2 separate regions of the Homo sapiens genome follow, and region 2 is linked to region 1. The links are chromatin loops, found by intact Hi-C in ENCODE. Cell type or tissue: IMR-90. All regions are shown on one strand.

Evidence for each region. A loop is a pair of places that touch in the nucleus more often than their neighbours do. Peaks named below come from ENCODE experiments on the same cell type or tissue, not always from the same donor. Only the 100,000 strongest peaks of a DNase experiment are listed, where the experiment ranks them.
Region 2: it touches region 1 in a loop (2.1-fold over the local background); 1 of 110 quality-filtered maps calls a loop at or near these places.

Annotation. Positions count from the first base shown.
Region 1 is chr16:69,690,266-69,695,265 of GRCh38, reverse strand. NFAT5 (nuclear factor of activated T cells 5) reads right to left here. Exons shown (of 15, transcript NM_138713.4): 12 at 4,178-4,326; 13 at 1,027-3,517; 14 at 1-130. Among named protein-coding and RNA genes, the nearest start is that of SNORD13H, 16 kb to the left of the region's middle. In IMR-90, no CTCF peak of the experiment used is centred here; a DNase peak (open chromatin) is centred at 3,115.
Region 2 is chr16:69,583,061-69,588,060 of GRCh38, reverse strand. All of the region lies in intron 2 of NFAT5 (nuclear factor of activated T cells 5), which reads right to left. Among named protein-coding and RNA genes, the nearest start is that of NFAT5, 20 kb to the right of the region's middle. In IMR-90, no CTCF peak of the experiment used is centred here; no DNase peak of the experiment used is centred here.

The DNA of each region.
Region 1 (5,000 bases):
TCTGGCATTTGCTGAGAAAGAAGTGTTGTCACAGGTGGCTGGCCCTCGTTTTGTGGTTGGCCTGGCTGACTTATGGCCATCAACTGATCAGGCAATGTAGCTGGTCCAGAGGTTAAAAGCTGACTACAGTCTGCAGAGACATTGAAAACAGAAGCTTAAAAGCTGACTACAGTCTGCAGAAACATTAAAAATAGAAGCTATCTGATTAGTAAAGATTCATGAAAAGATATTTATTAGTTGTTGGGGAAAATTCATTACTGCATTCTCCTTGTATATTACTAAAAGTTAGGCACCTGATAGTCCAAGAAAAAGGTTTTCACAGACTGGCACTGGAATTCATCTTAGGTTTCCTTTAAGCAGTCTAAAAATACAACTTTGCTTAAATATCAAAAGTCCTATATAAATTCCTTGGTATATAAACATTAAAGATGAGTTTCTACCTCCTTAGAAACTACTTACTTCAACTGGGTAAGGTATTATCTGTCATTCTGACTTCATTTTCCTTTTAAGTTTATAGCTTAAAATGGCAAACACACATTTTTATACATTGCCATATTTAATCCTCCCCAAATCCATGTAAAGTATGTAATATTATCACCATTTTAAATGAGAGAATTGAGACCCATAAAAGCCAAATAACTTGTACAAGATCTTATAGTCTATAGGTGATAGAGTTCTAACTACAATCTGTACTCTTAAAACAACTATACAGGACAGGTGTGGTGGCTCACGCCTGTAATCCCAGCACTTTGGGAGGCCGAGGCCAGCGGATCACTTGAGGTCAAAAATTCAACACCAGCCTGGCCAACATGGTGAAACCCCGCCTCTAACAAAAATACAAAAATTAGCTGGGCGTGGTTGTGCACACCTGTAATCCCAGCTGCTTGGGAGGCTGAGGCAGGAGAATCACCTGAACCTGGGAGGCAGAGGGTGCAGGTGCAGTGAGCTGAGATCGCACCACTGCACTCTGCTTCCTTCTAATAATAATAATGACCAATTAAGTAATGAAAAATTAGAGTTTCTTACTATTTTGAATGCCAAATAAGAACATTCCTGATGTCTGCTGAGATGAGCCAGGAGAATTCTGCAGTTGGTTCATTGTGCCTCCTGCTGTGTTGTGAAATAAAGTAGCCTGTGGTTGAGGCGAAGATGTGGCTCCTTGAATTCCAGGCATGTTGTTCTGAGGGGAATAAAGAGGAGACTGTTGCATATCTTGTTGATTTATACTGGTCTGCAAGGCAGACATGGATGCTGGAGATAAGAAGAGAGTTACTTGCTGCTCTTGAGAACTAGGTGACCCTTGTACCAACTGAATCTGAGGAGAGCTATGGAACAAGGGGGTCTGTGATGATTCCGACTGGGTAGGACCTGGGTTCTGAAGTGAGGAAACTGTGGACTGACTCTGAAATTGCATGGGCTGTTGCTCTTGATTCATTGGGGCCATGTTACTTTGTTGGTGAAAAATTGACTGGTTCTGTTGCTCCTGATTAGCCATTGGATTTTGATTTGGGTTGAATATCATGTTTGGTGGTGGTTGCTTTGGAGACGCCATTGTAGCCATGGTATTCTGATTACTGAATAAAATGCTCTGTTGTTGTTGCTGCTGCTGTTGCTGCTGCTGTTGCTGCTGCTGCTGCTGTTCCTGGGATGGAGAGTTACTCTGCATGGCAACTATTGAGTGCTGTGACTGGAACATGGTTCCTTGTTGGCTTTGAGGCATTGGATTAGGTGGAAGGGAGCCCAGGGCCACCTGAGGCTGAAATAAACCCTGCTGCGGGGGTTGTGCCTGTTCTTGGGAAAGCATAGGAGTCTGGATGTGTGATATTGGAGCTTGCTGTTGGAAAGCAGCTTGTTGTTCACTGTTTGATGTTGACTGAAGTGGAGAAATTGAGTTCGGTGCTGCAAAAAATGCTTCTTGGGCTACTGTGTTAGTCTGAAGATTATTCATGGGACTCTGGGAAAGAAATATGTTGGTTGACTGCTGGTCTTGAGGAACTGAAGAGCCCTGTAACACAGCAATGGTACTTTGAGAGTGAAACATTGGAGGCTGCATTTGTTCAGAGGAGGTTGTAGAAGTCTGACTGTGGACAATAGGATTTGGACTATGAAAGAGAGAACCTTGAGTTTCCTGGGAAAGGTTCTGAGCATCGGCAATAGGATTTTGAGGATGAAAAAGTTGGGCCTGTGAATGAGAAGACTGCTGCAAAAAATTTCCAGATTGAAGTGACATCATCTCATTCCCTTGCTGGAATAAACCATTACCTTGTTGTTGGGTACCACTATTCTGAACACTCATCATACTTTTTGTGGATGAAAAAAGGTTAACTTGAGGTTGATTGTCCCCACTATGTTGCATTTGGACCATGGTCTGAAAGACACTGTTCTGAATCTGTTTTGCTTGTGTTCCAGTTTCTTCTCCATCTCCTGAACTTGATGTCTGAAACATGGTAGTGCCAGGGGTTGCAACCTGCTGTGTGGTAGTTGTAGAAGTTTCATTTCCAGAAACTGCAGGAGGAGAAGAAAACAATTCACACTGCATTTGCATATCCTCATTGGTAGACAATGCACTCATCATGTGAGAAGTCTGCTGGTAAACTGGCGATTGCTGAAGGTTTCCATTTGCTGAAGCAGTTGAAGGGAATAACTCTGACTGAATCTGGGCAGCTGCCTGGCAGATACTCTGTTGCATCTCCATCACCATTGCGGCTGAAGATTCCATCACTTGCTGTTGCTGCTGCTGCTGCTGCTGTTGATTAGATAACGTGTTTTCAGACTGTGGATGAACACTTTCAGCTCTTCCAGGTAATAAATTATCTGGTCTGGTATGGACTGTTGGCTCTGTTGAGGAAAACATTCCAGGGCTTACACCACTCTGAATTTGACTGACTTGTTGAAAAATATCTGCACTAAGCTGCTCTTGAACATTCTCATTACCATCTGGAGCAGAAAATAAAACTGAAGATAACTGCTGCTGTGCCTCTAAAACTTGTTGGACCAAGTCAACACTTCCACTGCTGCCACTAGCAGTACTGCCTGTGAAACTCCCTGCTTGCAGCTGCTGAATAGTATTCTGAAGCTGACTCACACTATTTGGTGATGGAAAAATATTTGATGAAATCTGCTGCTGTAAAGTCTGTGCTTGTTCTTGTAGTGGTGACTGCTGCTGTTGTTGTGATGCCTCAGTCAGTTGTGACAAATTAACCACTGTACCATCTGACTGTAATATCTCTCTAGACTGAGTTTCTCTTGTCTGAAACTGTGTAGCCTGCTGCAATAGTGCATCGCTGTTGGGCAGCTGACTAGAAGCAGAAACTGCTGGAAAAGTACCAGGCTGTGAGATGTCCTGGGTTTGAATAGTTGTCAGGGTCTCTGGGTTGTATGCCTTGGGCTGAATCTGCTGCTGTTTTTCATTTTCAGAAGGTAGGTGGGAAGATGATGGTGATGAAAAAGAGCCATTTCCTGCTATGTTTGAGATGTTTTCTAATGTTTGCTGAGTTGATCCAACAGACTTTGTAGTCTAAAAAATAAAAATCCCCAAATATTATGAATATATAAACATTAAACAAGTTTGTAACATACATCAAAAATCACTATTGCTCTAAAAATATATGCAGGACCAGCTTTCCACTCTATATTATTATCATTTAGAAAACAGGTACAGGACTACAATTCTCCATAACATGATGTCTCATTTTCCTTGAGATATATTTTTTAAAAGTACGACAAGCAAAGATAGTCAAACAAGGAAGTAGAATAATCGGCTATTGATATGCTTAGGTGAATTAAGGGTAATCAGAACACAGTAATTTTATGGTTCATGAAGAGCAGGTATCAAAATATCTCAATTTTGTGGCTCCTCAGTAACATTACAGGGGATAAGACAAGTAAAAAAAAGAAACAGAAAGTTATGGGAAAAGACTGGGAAAAAAATAAAAACATCTCTAATTCTGAAAATGCTAAAATTAGTACTTTCATCAATATCTCATACAACATATTAATTCCTCCCTTGTATATTGGAAGTCACTATGTGGGCAATTTTGCTGAAGTATAAAGCATTCCCTCTTTACAGCAAAATTCATTAAGTGCATCCAAAGTAAAAATAATGTTAAAAAAATAGGAAAAGTAAAAGACAGCAATTTTTATATAGGAGGTTTGTGCACTAGTCAATACAGCTTACCTTAAAAATAGTGGAAGATCTTTTTTCTGCTGTTACTTCCATTGGAGTAACATCTTCACTCTTAATCATACTGCTTGGTATGAGTGGAGTCATCAGGGCATTAGGGATAATATTTACCTTATCTAAATTACATCCAGTAGTTTTCATTGCTGCATATACACACACACAAAAAGAAAAGTTTAAAATCACAAAATTTACCAACTATTTCATTCTAAAATTTGTTATTAGCCATGATTTAAATGTCTATTTTTTTGATGCTACAATGGTAGCATGAGATACAAACCTGGTATATTAAGATATATCTTCCCTTTTATGAAGTGCATTGGCTGGGGGACCTCTGGAATGGGCCTGGAACTATAGCTTAAATATTAATAATAAGCTTAAGCAGTTCAATTACCAAGCTATATTCCCCAAGACGGTTCCAAGTGCCTTGAATCATACTACCCAACCTGACCAAGAGTATATTATAGGATACAGCTTAAAAATCTCCAGGAGGATAAAGCTACTCAATTACAAACTACACTCTCCTCTTAGCATTTAGCTATCTGACAATATAGTCTCAGAACTTCTTAAGGACTATGAGATTGTCAGAGCACTTCTTTCTTAAACTAAGTTCAAGCTTCTCATTAGAAAATACCACCCAGTGATTAATAAATTTTGCTTTTCTAAATTAAAAGAAAACTAAATTAATTAGAAAACTTGAATATGACAAGTTGACACATGGACACAATTCTCTTTTAGACTGGACTTTAAACATCTTTTTTTTTTTCCCCAGAAATAAGGGCTATTTTAGGTTTACAAACCAAATTTCCCAAGCAAAATG
Region 2 (5,000 bases), 110 kb after region 1:
GAATCGCTTGAACCTGGGAGGCAGAGGTTGCAGTAAGCCGGAATCATACCACTGCACTCCAGCCTGGGCAATAGAGTGAGACTCTGTCCCAAAAAAAAAAAAAAAAAAAAAAAAAAGAAAGCACTATAAATTACCAAAGTGCCTAATTTATACCTAAAATAATTTATTCATAAAATCTACTTGTGCACAGCTAATATGCATTTTACCAGTAAACAAATGTACTGGTTAAGATTAATTTAACTTTAATAAACAGAGTCATATTCCTATTCTCTCATTTATTCTCAAATAAATTGTCAGCTGTGGCAATAATCTAATATTATTCTTTCAAATAGAAAATGCTTTAGTAGTTGAGGACCATAAGAAGTGAAATTAGGCTGGGCACAGTGGCTCATGCCTATAATCCCAACACTTTAGGAGCCGGAGGTGGGCAGATCACTTAAGGTCAGGAGTTCAAGACCAGCCTGGCCAACATGACAAAACCCTATCTCTACTAAAAATATAAAAATTAGCCCGGCATAGTGGCGGCGCCTGTAGTCCCAGCTACTTAGGAGGCTAAGGTAGGAGAACTGATTGAACACAGGGGGGCGGAGGTTACAGTAAGCCGAGATCACACCACTGCACTACAGCCTGGGCGACAGAGCCAGACTCCATCTCAAAAAAAAAGAAGAGAAATTGAAGAAAAATAGGCCGGGCATGGTGGCTCACACCTGTAATCCTAGCACCTTGGGAGGCCGAAGTGGGTGGATTACCTGAGGGTTGGGAGTTCAAGACCAGCCTGGCCAACATGGTGAAACTCCGTCTCTACTAAAAAAAAAAAATACAAAAAATTAGCCAGGCGGTAATTCCAGCTACTCAGGAGGCTGAGGCAGAAGAATCAATTGAACCTGGAGGCAGAGGTTGCAGTGAGCCGAGATCGCGCCACTGCACTCTAGCCTGGGCTACAGAGCGAGACTTTGTCTCAAAAAAAAAGAAAAAAAAGCACTTTAATATTCACACAAAACAAATACTAAACTACCTAACAGTGCCTTTTAACCAGGCCTTTTGATGAATACAATCATACCTAGATTTAATATAGCAGTTATCTTGGGTTTTCATGAACCCCTACCAATGTCTAATAATACAAATACAAAGAGAATACCTTTATCAGACTTAGTAGGGTTTACAGTTTCCATAGCTATAGAAGTATGTCTTATTTCACTAATACAGCTTTTCTTCTTCTTGGCTCACTGCCATAATTCTGTGATATTTATTAGAAAACTGCAATCCTATTGCTACTATTAAATACAAACATTTGCTTTCCAGAAATCAACAAAATGAATCAACCAAGCATATTAAAAGTCAAAAAATTTTCCAGTCGAGGCCGGGCATGGTGGCTCATGCCTGTAATCTCAGCACTTCGGGAGGCTGAGGTGGGCAGATCACCTGAGGTCAGGAGTTCAAGACCAGCCTGGCAAACACAGCAAAACCTCGTCTCTACTAAAACTACAAAAATTAGCCAGGCATGGTGGTGGGCACCTGTAATCCCAGCTACTCGGGAGGCTGAGGCAGGAGAATTGCTTGAACCTGGGAGGTGGAGGTTACAGTGAGCCAAGATTGCACCACTGCATTCCAGCCTGGGTGACAGAGTGAGATTCCGTCTAAAAAGAAAAAAAAAAATTCCAATCTAAACAAGGTTAATATGTCTACGCCTCATGAATTTTTCACAAAGTCATCTGTAGTCTAGTCTGGCTTATCAAAATTTAGTTTTTGATTATCAAAGATGTAACATAGTCAGTGGTATTTAGGTCATCTCACTTACATCTAAAGCTAAAGATTTTGGGTCCCACATAGAAAGTCAGAAATTCACACTCTCTGAAAACAGAAGGAAGAAAACCATAAATGACAGACAACTAAAACACTATATTCTTTTAAATGCAAAAATGAAAATATTCTCCTTTCCACATACCACACAATTATGTCTCACAAACTTTACAAAAAAAAGTAGTGCATCTTACTCTTAAAAATTTCTTGTTTTTTGAAAGCATTTTTAATTGCAGTAAATTATACATAAAATTTACCATTTTAACTATTTTTAAGTGCACAATTCAGTGGCATTAAATCTATGCACGACATTGTGCAACCATTACCATTATTCATTTCCAGAACTTTTTCATTACTCCAAACAAACTCTGTACCCATTTAACTATAGTTTCCCATTCCTCCCCAACCCCCAGCTCCTGGTAACCAATATTCTACTTTCTAGACAATATTCTACTTTCTTTCTCTGCCTATTTTAAGTATCTCATGTGTCTGGTTACCTGATGTAAATGGAATCATACAATATTTGTCCTTTTCTGTCTGGCTTATTTCACTTTGCGTATGTTTTCAAGGGTCATTCATACTGTGGCATGTAACAGAACTTCATTCCTTCTTAAGGGTGAATAATATTCCCTTGTACTTATATACCACATTTTGGAATTTATCCATTCATCTGTTGAAAGACACCTGGGTTGTCTCCATCTTCTTTTGGCTATTGTAAATAATGCTGCTAGGAACATTAGTGCATTAGTATCTGTTTGAGTCCCTGCTTTCAATTATTGGGGGTATATACCTATAAGTGAAATTGCTGGATCATATAATTCTATGTTTAACTTTTTTGGGGGAACCACCTGTTTTTCACAACAGCTGCACCATTTTACATTACCACCAGCAATGCATGAAGAAAACTACTTTTATGAGAGACAGCCCCACACAATTAAAAAAAAAAAAATTGGGCTGGGCGCCGTGGCTCACACCAGTAATCCCAGCACTTTGGGAGGCCGAGGCAGGTGGATCATGAGGTCAGGGGATCAAGACCATCCTGGCCAACATGGTGAAACCCCATCTCTACTAAAAATACAAAAAAAAATAATAATAATTAGCTGGGCGTGGTGGCATCTGCCTGTAGTCCCAGCTACTAGGGAGGCTGAGGCAGGAGAATCGCTTCAACCCGGGAGGCAGAGGTTGCAGTGAACTGAGATCATGCCACTGCACTCCAGCATGGCGACAGAGCGAGACTCCACCTCAAAAAATAAAAAATAAAAACATAAATTCTACTCTGTTTTGACAGCACTTGCCATCTGTTTAAACCCTTCCAATACATTTATATTTGTGAATATATATACATGTATATATATACATATTTTATTGAGATATAATTCACATATCATACAATTTACCTACTTAAAGCACACAATTCAGTGGCTTTCAGCAGAGTCACAGCTGTGCATCCACCACCAAAATAAATTTTATTTTTGAGACAGGGTCTTACTCTGTCACCCAGACTGGAGTGCAGTGGTACAATCATAGCTCACTCAGCCTCGACATCCTGGCCTCAGGGGATCCTCCGCCTGAGGCTCCTGAGTAATTGGGACAACAGGCACATGCCACCATGCCCAGCTAATTTTTTTATTTTTTGTAGAGATGGTGTCTTGCTATATATAGCAAGACCGAGGGAGGCCGAGGCAGGTGGATTACTTAAGGTCAGGAATTCGAGACCAGCCTGGCCAACATGGTGAAACCCTGTCTCTACTAAAAAATCAAAAAATTAGCCAGGTGTGGTGCCATGCACCTGTAGTCCCAGCTGCTCAGGAGGCTGAGGCATGAAAATCATTTGAACCTGGGAGGCGGAGGCTGCAGTGAGCCGAGATGGCACCACTGCACCCTACTCACTGCATTGCAGTCCAGATGACAGAGTAACACTCTGTCAAAAAAAAAAAAAAGAGACACAGAACAAATACACCTCAATTTTCATCTTATTTATCTAAATTCTTATCTTTACAGATTAAATAGTTCCAATTATTATTATTTTGTTTTTGAGACAGAGTCTTGCTGTATCTCCCAGGCTGGAGTGCAGTGGCACGATCTCAGCTCCCTGCAACTTCCACCTCCAGGGTTCAAACGATTCCCCTGCCTCAACCTCCCGAGTAGCTGGCATTAAAGGTGCGCACCACCATGCCCAGCTAATTTTTTGTATTTTTAGTAGAGATGAGGTTTCATCATGTTGGCCAGGCTGGTCTTAAGCTCCTGACCTCAAGTGATCTGCCCACCTCAGCCTTCCAAAGTGCTAGGATTACAGGTGTGAGCCACCGCAACTGGCCCCAACTCTTTAAAGGCCTAGTTCCCCATTTGCAGTTATTTTAATGCAATTATTATTATTCCAACTGAAACTTGCTACTTGTAGGTTACATATAACTAGAGCACAATCCTCAAACTTCCAAAACCCTTCCTTCCTTCTTTTCTGGATGTAGGATTCATTCATTTACTCTTTCATTCAATAAATATCAAGAACCTTTCAAATACAAAGCATTTGTGCCAGGTGTTACAAAAATGCAAGGTATAGTCAATGCCCTTAAGAAGCTTACCATCCAGTATAACTATTTAAGCAAAACTGGACTTCACTAGATGTTCTTTATTGTTTACTGCAGCTTTAGATCTATGACTGATTCTAATATTTTACAGATTTTATCATATGCTAGGTTTCTTTCCCTTAACACATGCATAATCTTGTGTTTAAATACAAAAGCTCAGCTAGGCCTTGAGGCTCATACCTGTATTCCCAGCATTTTGGAAGAATGAGATGGGAGGATCACTTGAGGCCAAGAGTTCAAGATCAGCCTGGGCAACAGAGAAGAATCCATCCCTACAATTTTTTTTTTTTTTTAATTAGCTGGGCATGGTGTTATACACCTGTAAACACTGAGTAGTCCCAGCTACTCAGGAGGCTGAGGCAGGAGGATTGCTTTAGCCCAGGAGTTCAAGACTACAGTGATTCATGCTCATGCCACTGCACTCCAGCAGCCAGGGTGACAGAATGAGACCCCATCCCTTAAAAACAGAAATTTAATAAATAAATTTAAATAAATAAAACAGAAATTTAATAAATAAGAGCTTTCCTAAATTTTGACAAACCTTTCTTCAAATTATTTCCATAATTTTATTAACACTTAAAAAACAATGATTAAAAAAGAATGGAATACTTA